Regions from separate parts of the Homo sapiens genome. Here region 1 is linked to region 2. Evidence: chromatin loops called from intact Hi-C (ENCODE). Cell type or tissue: prostate gland. All regions are shown on one strand.

Region 1 (2,500 bases), 320 kb before region 2:
ACAGTCGGCCTCAGGAGAGGCCTCACCCAGACACAGTGCCACACTGCCTCACAGTGACCCGACGCGGGACACATTATCAGACCCACCTGGCGGAGGAGGTGAGGCTTAGAAAATGATGTGAGCCTGGCCGGGCGCGGTGGCTCACACCTGTAATCCCAGCACTCTGGGAGGCCGAGGCGGGTGGATCACGAGGTCAGGAGATCAAGACCATCCTGGCTAACACGGTGAAACCCCCCTCTCTACCGAAAAATAGAAAAAATTAGCCAGGCGTGGTGGCGGGCACCTGTAGTCCCAGCTACTCGGGAGGCTGAGGCAGGAGAATGGCGTGAACCCAGGAGGCAGAGCTTGCAGTGAGCCGAGATCGTGCCACTGCACTCCAGCCTGGGCGACAGAGCGAGACTCCATCTCAAAAAAAAAAAAAAAAAAGAAAAGAAAAAGAAAAAAGAAATAAAATGATGTGAGCCTGGAAGGGGCAGCAATGTGATTCAAACCCAGGTGTGTCTGACCCCAAAGCTGGGCTCCAACCCACAGCATCAAATGCCACCCTCTGCTAGGGGTGTGTGCTGAGGAGGGGGTGTACAAGATAAGACAAGAGAATCAAGCAAAGGAGAGGGAGAGATGCTGGAAGAAGCAGAAGAGGGCAGCAAGGCCTGGGTGGCACAGGATCTTCATGGGTAAGTGACCGCATGTGCCCCCGCCTCCCCGCACAGGGAGACATGGCTGTCAGGGCTGCGCTTTGTGCCAGGGTGTGGGACCTCAGGGCTCTTGGAGGCCAGTGGTACCTAGAAACCTCCCTCTGGGCCCTGCCTTTCCTCAGGGGTCTATGCTACAGAACAGGATCCCTGGGGCAGAAAGAGGGGCAGTTCCCAGGTCAGCCTCAGGGCTGAGGACAGGTCACTCACGATGTAGGTACACATGGGGCTGAAGGCTGCTGTGCCACAGGTGAACAGGTGACTGCCGCTGAGCGGCAGGAGGATCTTGATGTAGTTTTGACAGTCGCGCTGGGGGGAAGGAGCGAGGGGATATCAGTCCCACGCCCAAGCATGCCACCAGGGGGCACCGCCGAGCCCCCCCTTCCACACCCAGGCCCGGCCTCTGCTCCCAGGACTGGGGATGGGGCACTCAAGTCTAGGAACAAAGAACCCACGGGTTTTCTGGGGCACAGTGGAGCGTGCACAGAGTGTGTGTGCTGCAGGGAGCCCAGGGGCTCAGCTAGTTTTGTGACTGGCAAACTTTCCTTCGGCCTAGGGGTGAGGGCACAGAATCCTACCCCTTTGAGTTGTACTATTCCCCAGCAGCATCCTCTTCAGAAGCCACAGGCCCCTCCCAACCAAGCTGGGAGCTGATGAAGCCACAGCCCAGAGCAGGAGGACTGCTCAGCCCTGAACCCTGAACCCCAGATTCATGCATCACCTTCAAATGGGGTATCTAACTGGCACCTGCAACCAAGCTTCTTTCTGGTCCTCCCTAAAACACATGCTTCCCCCCGAGATCTTGCCACTTTCATTAATTCTGTCTTTTCAGTCGCTGAGGCCCCAAACCCAGTCAGCCTTGACTCTTCTTGTCGGTCATACCCCATAATTTCCCACCCAGAAATCCTGGTGGCTCCATCTTCAAAATGCATCCGGAATCTGAGCATTTCTCACTGGTCCGAGCCACCATCATCACTCGCCCCTCACTGCTCTCCCTCCTCCTGTCCTTCCCCATGGAGGCTTCTCTACCACAGTAGCCAGAGTGACCCTCTTAGTACACAGGTGAGACCATGTCACATCTCTGCTCAGCCTTCCCCTGGCCTCCCAAATACCTCCCTCAGAGTGAAATCAAAAGTCCTGCCCCTCCTCCAGATATGCCACTGTCAGCTCCTCACTCTCTCCTGATCTTGGCTCAAATGTCACTTTTTTAATGAAATGTTACCTGACCACCTCATTCCATCCCACGCCCCGCCAATAACATTTGTAAACTGACTACTTTTTCTTTTGAAACACAGTCTCATTCTGTCATCCAGGCTGGAGTGCAGTGGCGAGATCTCGGCTCACTGCAACCTCTGCCTCCCAGGTTCAAGCGATTCTCCTGCTTCAGCCTCCCAGGTAGCTGGGGCTACAGGCGCCTGCCACCATGCCTGGCTAATGTTTTTTGTATTTTTAGTAGAGACGGAGTTTCACTATGTTGGCCTGGCTGGTCTCGAACTCCTGAGACACTCAGGAGACCATGAGGTGGAGACCTTGTGATCCACCTGCCTCAGCCTCCCGAAGTGCTGGGATTACAGGCGTGAGCCACTGTGCCAAGCCTGCTTTTTCACAATTAAATCTCCAGTACCTAAAAGTACATGGACACAGAGTGCATGCTTCATCAATGTTAGCTGAATAACAGAATGGCAGCCAGGACTTGAACCTGTGTCTTGATCCCAAGTCCAGCACTCGTTTGCCCTCACCTTACCCAGCACCTGCTGCACTTAGGAGCAGGAGCAGGAGGCCTCTAGGGATGATGATGAGTCCTCCAG
Region 2 (2,500 bases):
GCCAGAGGATGTGGTAGCCACTTCACTGGTGTTCTGTGTCTGAATGGGACTTTCTCACAGGCAGGCCATGCTGGGACCTCAGCCATGGGGGTGGCCAGGGAGGTGGTTGAGCAGAAGGATAGCTGGGGACACTGACTGGGGGTAGAGTCACCCAGTGTCTTTAGACATCCTGCTGTCTAAAGCACTGTGTCCAAAGGGTATGGCACACTTATATGGACAGGTCACCATTCCAAACAAGGAGGCCCAGTGTGTCAATAGGAGAGGTCCTAAAGCAACAAAAAGGGCGGGGTGTCTTGGATGGGCTTCAGGAAGGGAAAGACCATTGTGTCTGGAGCTCAGAGAATGGGGGCTGGTGTTTGAGATGAGGCTGGAGATTGGGCATGGCATCCTCACGCATGTTAAGGAATTGGGGACTTTATCCTTAACATCCTGGAAGCCAGTGATCCCATGGAGAGTGAGAAGATCTGATCTGTGTTTCAAAGGTCACTTGACTGCCGAGCAGCTGGAGGCGAGTTGCTCCTTTAGGAGACTGCTGCAGTTGCCTGGGTGAGAGGCTAGAGGGGTCTGGTCTATAGCAGTGGCAGGGGAGATGGAAAGAAGAGAATGATTTGAGGGGCATTCGGGGGGCAAAATCAACAGGACCTGGGGGGAGACGAAGGGATCAAGAATGATGCCCAGATTCTGGGTGAGTGGCAGTGCTGTGGTGCACAAGTAGTGATGTTATGTTTCCGGGTGACCTGCTGTTTAGCAGGAGCCCAGCCTGTGGCTAAGAAGTATAGAGAACTGAAACTAGCTCCCTAGGGATGGGAAAACCAAGTGGGCTGAGGATAAGAACAGGGCCCCAGGGCTGGGTGCAGTCGCTCACGCCTGTAATCTTAGCACTTTGGGAGGCCGAGGTGGGCGGATCACTTGAGGTCAGGAGTTCGAAACCAGCCTGATCAACACAGTGAAACCCCGTCTCTACCAAAAAATACAAAAATTACCCGGACATGGTGGCACATGCCTGTAGTTCCAGCGCCTTGGGAGGCTGAGGCATGAGAATTTCTTGAACCCGGGAGGTGGAGGTTGCAGTGAGCTGAGATTGCCACTGCACTCCAGCCTGGGCAACACAGTGAGACCCTGTCTCAAAAAAAAAAAAAAAAAAAAGAATAGGGTCCCAGGCTCAGCAGGTAGGGACACTGAGGTAAAATCCTATTCCCTAGGACTAGGGACTAGGAAGGGAGAAAATAGGAAGCTGCTGTGGCATAGGCATCTGCATGGGCAGATGGTGAGGCCAAAGCCCCTGATTTTGCCATACCTCCTGCCCTGGTCAGGACTGGTTCAGGCATTAGGGCAGGCCCAGCCAGGGCAGAAGCCTTCCTAGATACACCTGTGGGGAGTTGAGGAACTACAGCAGGGCTGAAACCCTGCTTTCAGGGGCCCCCATGTGGCTGGTAGGGGCAGCTTTTGGAAGCTAGACTGGATCCTATTACTCCCCAGATGAAAAGTTCAAATTCCTTAATACAACTCAGAGCTCATCACAATGTCACAACCCTCCTTTCTCGGCTCGCTTCCTCCTTAAGAGCTCTGGGGCGATTCTTTCAGACCAGCCTGAGGGATCTTCCACAGGTTGTTAATAGGGCTAGAAACAAAAAGTGGTGGTGTTTCTATGATCTAATTTGTTGGAACAAACGTAGTGTTAAACTCAAACATTTCTGTAGGATTTCTTGGAGCTTTAACTATACTAACATTTACTGTAACTCTTCAGGACAGGGTATGATTACGTATTTCCCACATTTCTTTGGTCAGAGAACCCGTTTTTGTGAGGAGCATTTCATGGGACAGCTGTTGTGAGAAACAGTTTGGGAAGGGCTGTGTTGGTCCCATGGAGGGGCTGGCTGTTCCCAGAGCAGGTCACTCCCCCACTTGCATTGCCTTGCCTGGACTCTTTTCTTGGAGGGAGGTCCCTTTCCTCTACCCATCTGAATTTTTTTTTCTTCCACCAGTGTCCAGCTTGCCTTTCACCATGGGCCTAATGATGGAAATTACAGTTATTTTGTATCTTCAAACAGAACCAAGCAAATCCTCTGAGCTTCATTCATATGGGAAATTTTCTTTCTTTCTTTTTTTTTTTTTTGAGATGGAATTTCGCTCTTGTTGCCCAGGCTGGAGTGCAATGGCTCAATCTCGGCTCACTGCAACCTCCACCTCCCAGGTTCAAGAGTTTCTCCTGCCTCAGCAGGAGGATTACTGTAATCCCAAGTAGCTGGGATTACAGGCCTGCGCCACCACGACTAGCTAATTTTGTACTTTTAGTAGAGATGCGATTTCACCATGTTGGCTAGGCTGGTCTCGAACTCCTGACCTCAGGTGATCCACCCTCCTCAGCCTCCCAAAGTGCTGGGATTACAGGCATGAGCCACAGTGCCGGACATTATGGGAAAATTTTTTGAGGGACTAAACTAATCTCCACAAATAGCAATGCATTTAGGAAATATATTTAAAGGGGAAAAAAAGACTC

Evidence for each region. Hi-C counts contacts between places; a loop is a spot of excess contacts. Peaks named below come from ENCODE experiments on the same cell type or tissue, not always from the same donor. Only the 100,000 strongest peaks of a DNase experiment are listed, where the experiment ranks them.
Region 1: it touches region 2 in a loop (3-fold over the local background); 13 of 110 quality-filtered maps call a loop at or near these places.

What each region holds. Positions count from the first base shown.
Region 1 is chr15:90,218,294-90,220,793 of GRCh38, reverse strand. It overlaps SEMA4B (semaphorin 4B), which reads right to left. Exons shown (of 14, transcript NM_198925.4): 4 at 903-1,001. Among named protein-coding and RNA genes, the nearest start is that of CIB1, 14 kb to the left of the region's middle. In prostate gland, a CTCF peak has its summit at 1,034 (motif pointing right); no DNase peak of the experiment used is centred here; H3K27ac peaks cover 2,172 bases.
Region 2 is chr15:89,897,730-89,900,229 of GRCh38, reverse strand. The region is part of intron 5 of ARPIN-AP3S2 (ARPIN-AP3S2 readthrough); the gene reads left to right. ARPIN (actin related protein 2/3 complex inhibitor) reads left to right here. Exons shown (of 6, transcript NM_182616.4): 6 at 1-2,500. Among named protein-coding and RNA genes, the nearest start is that of AP3S2, 5.0 kb to the right of the region's middle. In prostate gland, CTCF peaks have their summits at 1,199 and 1,402; a DNase peak (open chromatin) is centred at 1,409.